Linked DNA regions of Homo sapiens: region 2 is linked to region 1. A link is an interaction called in ENCODE POLR2A ChIA-PET data of the cell type or tissue named here. Cell type or tissue: PC-9. All regions are shown on one strand. Links, peaks and the distances in the headings refer to the core of each region. The heading gives the core; the rest is flanking DNA. Region 1 has its middle 24 kb from the start of EIF5AL1. Region 2 overlaps PRXL2A (peroxiredoxin like 2A).

Region 1 (4,390 bases), core at 326-4,325:
GTGAAAGCCTGTAGTCCCACTTACTTGGGAGGCTGGGGTGGGAGGATTGCCTGATCCCAGGAGGTGGAGGATGCAGTGAGCAATGATTGTACCACTGCACTCCAACCTGGGCAACAGTGAGATCCCATCTCCAAAAAAATTTTTTGGATTAAAATTATCTCACAAAATGATGGATGATTCTTATTCAAAGGCTCCAAAACTGAAATGCAGAACGGATTATATTTTAATGTAGTCCTTGACCAAATAAAAAGTTAGGACTCTTGTTTGGCCTTCCATGTGGGCAGGGGATGCAGTTTGCTTACAGGTCCTTGAAATGCAAATATTTAGGAACCACTGAGCTAAATGGATGGAGAATGGAAATCCAGGTGGTTCTTGACTTTAGCTGCAATGACTTTTGTTTTGAGATAGGGTCTCACTCTGTCACCCAGGCTGAAGTGCAGTGGCCCAATTGTAGCTCATGCAGGCTCAAACTTTTGGGCTCAAGTGATTCTCCAGCCTCAGCCTCCTAAAGTACTGGGATTACAGACATGAGCCCCTGTGCCTGGCCTGCAATGACTTTTTGTCCCCTCTGAGTATGCGCTGTGGAGGTCAGCTTAGGGCGGTACTGAGTGAGTGAGTGGTCTGCATTAGCGAGTGTTGATGAATGAGATGGTGACCTGGGAGGAGACCAGGGCTGACTGCTGGGGCTCAGCCTATGGAACAGGTGGGAATTGGAATTGGAATTCCTCTCTTGGAGATATTGTCCAGGAGAGCCTGTGGCTTTGCTTCTCTTTGAGAACAAAGGAAGGAAAGGGGTTTTGTTACATTAAGATGGCTGGAACTGGAGCATCCAGTGAGTGTCTAAAAATGACATAGAAGGGAGGGTTATTTGAGGCTGGAACCCCAAGAAGCCTCAGGCCAGGTGTGCTACAGAAATCTGGGAAGCCTTCCTGTGGGAGGGAGGGGATGGAATAGAAGTGGCAAAGTGCATGGTGTTTGGGGGGACTGTGGAGGGAACCATCAGGTCAGGCCTGAGGTGGTTAGGGTAGCCTTTTGTGTATGGTGTGATGTAAGCAGCTGTTAAACAGTGGGAAAGGGGGTTCCCTGTCAAATAATTTGGGGAAATGCTAGGTTTAACAAAGTCATACAGGTTTCTTTACCACAGGGCTTGTACATGGTAGTGTGACCAGTGAATCTCCAGGAATCAAATATATGTTTCCTCAAATTACAGACCCTTTCCCTGGAAACTGCCATGGACAGTAGGAGAGAAAAGGGTGGAGGGGTTTGAGGGGCTGAGATCATGGCGAGTCTTGATCCAGAGGCCTCACTCCATCCTGTGTGTGAGAGAAACACGGATAGAGAATTAAACATGCAGAGTCCTGGGGCCCATCCCTAACAGGAGGTCTGAAGCCTGGCCCAGGAATCTATGTGCTTAACAAACTGATTCCCATGCCAGGGCTCCAGGAACCACACTTTGAGAAATGATGAGTGCAGATGAGACAACTCCAATGAACACAAGTCCTGGAAGCCACAGCATTGGACGGCACTTAAGGATTTAAGCCTCCATGAGGATGGAGGGCTGAGAGCTAAGAGCCTAGATCTCCCGCCCCGCTAAGGGATTTGGGTGGGGAGAGCTGAGCCGCCCATGGTCTGGCTGTGCAGGTGACCACAGCGAAGCCACTTGCCTTCCCCCTGGTGTCTGAAGTGAGATACTGCAGATCAGGGCTTGCAGACCTCCCAGAGCAGGTTGGCTGGCAGCTGCCCTCAGAGATGTAAGAGGACAAGGCCCAGCTCAACCCCGCCTCTTCCAGAAAGCCTCTCTCCCCTGGCTCCTCTGTGCTCCTTCAACACCCGTTTCTGAAACACACCACCTCACTTTGCCACACCTCCTCCTGATGTTTCTAAAATGGTTATTTTAGATCTTATGGGAAGGATAGGGGCACTGATAGCTTTATCTCTGAAAGTGGGGAGCCCAGGGACACTGTCTATAGCTGAAAATAGAAGTATCCTACTTAGACTTACAAAGATAACAACCAAGGAGCAAATGCCAGCCATCTAACTGGATGGGGGGGAAGGGGGAGAGGAGATCCCCCATCTGATACGGCCAAATATCTGTAAAACAGATAAATCAAGAGAGCAGAAAGACATCATACTGTATGGCTCCATTTATACGACATTGTGGAGAAGGCAAAATCAGACCCATGGCTGTCAGGGAAGATTTGGGGATGAGCTGAAGAAGGAAATGGCTTTGCAGTCCGGCTGGGAGACAGGACGGGGAGGAAACCTACTGGGGAGCAGGGTGGGTTAGGGAAAGTAACCTACCCCAGCAGACCATGCGACACTAGTGGGAAAAGATCTGCCTGCTTGGCCCAGTGCACAGAGCTTTCCCAACCCTGTCCTGGTTGCTGACTAATGTCTTAGGGATGTGAGAGGCCGGGGGAGGGATGTGGCCAAGGATTCTGGGAGGGGCGGTTACAAGATCTTGGGTAGGAATGAGAACAACAGCAAGAGCAACTGACTTGATCAGAGCTTCCCAACCTATGGGCTTATTTAATCCTCACAATGATTCTATGGACTTCTTATTATCCCTACATGGCAGAGGAGGAGACTGGAGCCCAGTGATATTAGGTAATCTGCACAAAGTAACACAACCAATAAGAGAGAGAGGGTTTTGGACACAGGCACCTTTGGCTTCAGCACCCTTGCCTTTAATGGCCACTGCTCTGTATGGTACGAAGTCCGTGAAGCCAGTGATGGTGGAGAATCTTCTATGACATTCGTGCAATGCAATGCACCTATCCCACCATAGCTTACCCACTTCTGTTGATAGGTACTCACTATTTTCCTGGGAAGGCCATGCTTAAATGGACTCAAAGTCAACTTCCTTATGCATTCATCCACAGCCCCAGTTACCCTTTTAATCCTTGAGGTAGTCACGAGTGCTGCCAGTCAATCATTCCTATCTGCACATGGGCTCTAGGTGTGATTGCACTTCCTGGCCCCATGAAGTTACGTGTTGCCATGTGACTTCCTTTGGCCAGTGAAATGTGAGCAGAAGCCTAAATAGCCAGTGTGTGGCTTACCTCTTTCCTATGCCATTGCTGCAGTGTCTTGGGGAGCTCATGCCTACATGAAGCCTGACTTGCCCTGAATCCCCGAGCAACTAGGATGAGGAGAGCTCCATGCTGACCTGTGTTGAACATGTAATGTGAGCAAGAAATAAACCTTGGCTGTGTGAGCCACTGAGATTTGGGGATTGTTTATTATTATAGCAAAACCTAACCAATCCTGGCTCAATCTGTTCCCAGAGAACAAGTGTCCACTCAGGGTCAACAACAGTCCAGCCTCTTCTAAGTCTTCTCTAACCTGGATAGCCCCCAGTTTTTCCAGCTGAGCCTTCAGTTTGCTGACCTCTCACCTGATCTCTTCTTCCAGACACACTGCAGTGTGGAAAGGGAACACCATCACCCAGGAGCAATTTGTAAAATCTATTATCCCTTCCCCCTTCTCAGTATTCTTTATTTTTACTTTTATTTATTTATCTTTTTTGAGATGGAGTCTTGCTCTGTTGCCCAGGCTGGAGTGCAGCGGCGCGATCTCGGCTCACTGAAAGCTCTGCCTCCCAGTTCACGCCATTCTCCTGCCTTAGCCTCTTGAGTAGCTGGGACTACAGGCGCCTGCCACCACGCCCGGCTAATTTTTGTATTTTTAGTAGAGATGGGGTTTCACCGTGTTAGCCAGGATGGTCTTGATCTCCTGACCTTGTGATCTGCCCGCCTTGGTCTCCCAAAGTGCTGGGATTACAGGTGTGAGCCACTGCGCCCAGCCCTTTCTCAGTATTCTTTCTACCTCAGTGATGCAGCCAATGATTGCACTGAGCCTTCAGCAGGCAAACAAGGCTAACCCCATCCCTGGGTTCCGTTCTGGACCTGCCTGGTTCTAATTCTTTGGGCTCTGGATAAAATGAGGCTTCAATATGTAGAGGTAGATTGACCTAGTTCTGGGTTTCCTTCTGTCTTGACACTACTACTAACTTACCGGGTCACTATGGGCAATTTACCTAACCTCTCTGAGCCTGTCTTCTCAAATGAAGGCTAGAAGTAATAAGACCAACTTTGAGATGGCGGTAAGCATCAGGTACAGCACCCAGCACCTCCCTGGTGCCTGGTGGGCCTGTGCAGATGTTATTGCCTTTTATTTTTCCCTCACCCCCATCTCTTTCAGGCTCACAAGATGGAGAAAGGGGAAGGCATTTCTGGAATGAGGCCCCAGTCGGCTCCTGCACCATTGCTCTGTCCCAATCTCTGAGTTTTAGGCCAGCCAGAGGCCCTTCTAGCCCCCCTTCCAGGTCACAGCTGTCTGTTCTCCCTTCCCTTGTCACAGGGGCTGCCCCATGGGGCTGCGAGAGAGG
Region 2 (4,390 bases), core at 67-4,066, 940 kb after region 1:
TCCAGATGTAATGAATCAAAGAACTCTAACAAGGATTCCTTGATGCTGATCTCAAACATGTTATTTTGTCTTTTTTTTACTACCTCCAACTTTAGATAACTTTGGGGTATCTTGTGTCTTAGTGCATTTTTTTTCACTGTATGAGAAGAAAGTGGCTTCCAGTTTCTTAGAAGACTAAAGAAAAATGAGGGTCTCTCTTTTAGATGGTCATTCAGTGCCTTCCAAAGTCTAACCTCTGAGCTCCACTTCCACACCTTTGGGCCTTTCTGTGTTAGCTTCATTTTTTTCTCTTCACCTGGTATGTTCTTTTACCTGCATCTCTACTTGTAGACATCCTGGTTACCCTCCGTGCCTCTGTGAGGCCTTCCCTGATTGCCCTTGTCATGCTTTATCACTTCTGACTTCCTGCTTCTAGAGCTGCTGGTACAGGCCAGATGGATGTGGCCTTCTCCGGTCTATCTTCCCTCAAAGACTGAACTCCTTGAGGGCAGGAGCCAGGCCATATTTGGATCTGTGTCCTTTGCTATTCAAGCAAAAGGCTTGACAGACAGCTGGTCCTCGATGCCTGTCTCATGAACGAACGATTTAGGATGAGGACTGACATTATCTCTTGTTTCCTTTTAGGGCATTCTTCTTGAGCACCGAGAAAAAGAATTTGGAGACAAAGTAAACCTACTTTCTGTTCTGGAAGCTGCTAAGATGATCAAACCACAGACTTTGGCCTCAGAGAAAAAATGATTGTGTGAAACTGCCCAGCTCAGGGATAACCAGGGACATTCACCTGTGTTCATGGGATGTATTGTTTCCACTCGTGTCCCTAAGGAGTGAGAAACCCATTTATACTCTACTCTCAGTATGGATTATTAATGTATTTTAATATTCTGTTTAGGCCCACTAAGGCAAAATAGCCCCAAAACAAGACTGACAAAAATCTGAAAAACTAATGAGGATTATTAAGCTAAAACCTGGGAAATAGGAGGCTTAAAATTGACTGCCAGGCTGGGTGCAGTGGCTCACACCTGTAATCCCAGCACTTTGGGAGGCCAAGGTGAGCAAGTCACTTGAGGTCGGGAGTTCGAGACCAGCCTGAGCAACATGGCGAAACCCCGTCTCTACTAAAAATACAAAAATCACCCGGGTGTGGTGGCAGGCACCTGTAGTCCCAGCTACCCGGGAGGCTGAGGCAGGAGAATCACTTGAACCTGGGAGGTGGAGGTTGCGGTGAGCTGAGATCACACCACTGTATTCCAGCCTGGGTGACTGAGACTCTAACTAAAAAAAAAAAAAAAAAAAAATTGATTGCTGTGCCTCATTACAAATGCATATGATGTTTGAGTGCTGTTGTTTGAAATTATTTTTCTTTTCGGGTCTTCAAAAATTCAAGAAAAGTTGATGATTGACTTGAAGATTACAAAATTTAAGGTTTTTTGGCATGTGTGTTTTCTATTAATAATTGGTTATATGATGTCAAAGTAATACTTTCATAATAGAATTGACATGCTCTGGGATAGTTTGACAAAGGTAAATTATAAAGTGAAATCTCTTGTTTCATTATCTTCCATTCTAACCTCAGAGATCTGTTTCTCTAGAAAAAATGTCCATCTCTGGCTTTAATAAAATTATGCATCAGAAATCACCTGTATGTATAAGATTTTCTGATAAAACTAATAATTATATTTACCATATAATTGGCTGAAAGTAAAAAAAGTCAGCATTCTCCATGGCTGAGGGGTAAAGTGCCTCGGGGGATTCCTCTGGTTCTAGCTATCTAAGTGGTTTGAAAATGACCAGGAAAAATTCATCCTGTCATTCACGTTAGTAATTTTGCTGTCTTTCCTAGAGGAATGACTTTGGTGTTTAAAATTGGTAGCTGTTTTTCTATTGGTCTTTTAGCCTAATTTGGCAAATCAGAAGAAAGGACATAGAGATGATGAAATATAACTTTATCTTTTTTGTTTGAATTTTGTCGTGTAAGTTTGAGTGACATCATCAAGACCTACCAGGGAGCTCGGCCACAGGGAGTCTACTCAAGGCATCAAACTGGCCCAGGAGTAGAAAGGTGGGGGTGGAAATAGGAAATAGTGTTTACCCAGGGGACTGGCCCAGCCAGGAGGAGAAAGGAATCAGTGTTTACCCAGGAAAGCAAGAATGGATACTGATGTTGGAGGTAAAGCTGGGAAAGTAGGAGAGCATCGGGATTGAGTATGCAGAGTGAGTTAGGGTTGAGTGGTTCGGGACTAAGACCCACTAAGACCATGCCTGCACCTGACTTCATGTAGCAGTGGTTGCATGGGGTATGCATGGGCCCTTAAAGGGCTGGGCTTCTGCAGCATTTGAGGCCATAGCCTTTGGTACTTGCACAGGGTTGGTACCTGTCATCCTTGGGACTCCAGCTACTGATAGGATAACTCAGTACCTAAACTTAGAACTTTAATACCTAAGACACTTGATGGTGAAACAGTTCTCTTGCAACTAAAGAAGAACCTGAGGTCAGGTGTGGTGGCTCACGCCTGTAATCCTAGCACTTTGGGAAGTCGAGGTAGAAGGATCACTTGAGGTCAGGAGTTCGAGACCAGCCTGGCCAGCATGGTGAAACCCCATCTCTACTAAAAATACAAAATATTAGACAGACGGGGTGGTACATGCCTGTAATCCCAGCTACTTGGGAGGCTGAGGCAGGAGAATCGCTTGAACCCAGGAGGCAGAGGTTGCAGTGAGCCGAGATCGTGCCACTGCACTCCAGCTTGGGCAACAAGAGCGAAACTCCATATCAAAAAAAAAAACCTGAGAGGACATTGCACCAATGGAGATGCATCAAGAGAAACATGTTTGGTTTTTTGTGAGCTCTCACCAACTTTTTTCCCCTGGGTCCTCACGTGCAGTGTGGTCTTCTCTTTCTGATTAGCATGTCATTTTGGAAAGAGCACTGGATTGAGTCATGAGGCATAATCAATTTCTAGTTTACCAGTGTGATCTTAAGCAAAGATCTAACTCATTGGCAAAATGGGCGTGATTCCTTCCCATTCAGGGCTGTTTATGATAAGTCACTGAGGGAATGATAAATATTATGACACTGCTTCTCAGACTGTAATGTACATGCACATCACATAAGGACCTTATTAAAATGGAGACTTAAAAAGCTGGACGCTAAAGGCAATAATGACAGATTTTACTCAATAACTACTGCAGAAGGAGAGAGTCCTCAGTATAGAACTGAGCTTAGCTCCAATCTGTGCAGAGGTGATGGAATTTTAAAGAGGGGAGGGAGGAGGTTCAAATAGAACTAGGGAAGTGCAAAATTACAAAAAGCTGGTAAGGAGATTGGTCAATGTGATTCGGCTATCTGTGTCTACTAACTCTCAAATTTATTTATCAAAGTTAGGATCCTAGCCTCCCACAGAGACCAGGAGTCGGCCTTATCATTCCTGATAATTATATGACAAAGGGATGGCTCCCAGAAAAAGTGAGAAACACATTCCTGTGCAGCAGAAGATACATATATCCCCCAAAGGGACAGAAAGGATTTACAATTGTAAATTTTATAAAGTATGTCCTCTAAGAAGAGGGAGGGACTGGGTGCCATGGCTCATGCCTATAATCCCAGCACTTTGGGTGGCCAAGGTGGGTGCATCACCTGAGGTCAGGAGTTCAAGAGCAGCCTGGCCAACATGGTGAAACCCTGTCTCTACTAAAAATACAAAAGTTAGCCTGTTGTGGTGGCGCGCACCTGTAATCCCAGCTACTCGGGTGGCTGAGGCAGGAGAATCGCTTGAACCCAGGAGGCGGAGGGTGCAGTGAGCCGGGATCACGCCACTGCACTTCAGCCTGGGTGACAGAGTGTGACTCCATCTCAAGAAAAACGAGGGAGATTAGAAACCTATGATCAGGCATTGGCTGAAACAAATGGTAAATTCTTTTGGCAGCCTTGAGCTTCCCCAGGCAGGGACCCAAAGGGGCCTGGGTTATCCCTGAGACAGGGCCTTGAGCTGCTAGAAACTATGCTAGTGTTTGTTCAAGTCTCTCCGTGTCCGGGGTGAGCAAAATTGTTTGTGCTGAAAATCAATGATTTGCAGCTCTCAAGATTCCAGTGGGCAGTCTGGGTGGGCCTGAGTTTCTGCTTTTTTTTTTTCTTTATGTACAGGGTCTTGCTCTGTCACCTAGGCTAGAGTGTAATTAGTGGCCCCAGTCATGGCTCACTGCAGCTGCAAACTGGCTGCAAGCTGTTCTGGCTCAGCCTACCAAGTTACTGGGCTTACAGGTGGATGCCACCGTACCCAACAGATTTTATTTTTGTAGGGATGGGGGTCTCCCTGTATTGCCCAGGCTGGTCTCAAACTCCTGGCCTCCCAAAGTGTTTAGATTACAGGTGTAAGCCACCACACGTGGCCAG

The links. Peaks named below come from ENCODE experiments on the same cell type or tissue, not always from the same donor. Only the 100,000 strongest peaks of a DNase experiment are listed, where the experiment ranks them.
Region 2: POLR2A ChIA-PET joins it to region 1 with 6 read pairs; 2 of 35 experiments call an interaction of 5 or more read pairs at or near these places.

The regions. Positions count from the first base shown.
Region 1 is chr10:79,486,108-79,490,497 of GRCh38, forward strand. No RefSeq gene overlaps it. Among named protein-coding and RNA genes, the nearest start is that of EIF5AL1, 24 kb to the right of the region's middle. RefSeq lists an enhancer at 4,349-4,390. In PC-9, for the core only: CTCF peaks have their summits at 1,670 (motif pointing left) and 1,871; a DNase peak (open chromatin) is centred at 2,414; H3K27ac peaks cover 517 bases.
Region 2 is chr10:80,431,362-80,435,751 of GRCh38, forward strand. It overlaps PRXL2A (peroxiredoxin like 2A), which reads left to right. Exons shown (of 6, transcript NM_032333.5): 6 at 625-4,390. The coding sequence ends at 738. Among named protein-coding and RNA genes, the nearest start is that of TSPAN14, 21 kb to the right of the region's middle. In PC-9, for the core only: no CTCF peak of the experiment used is centred there; no DNase peak of the experiment used is centred there.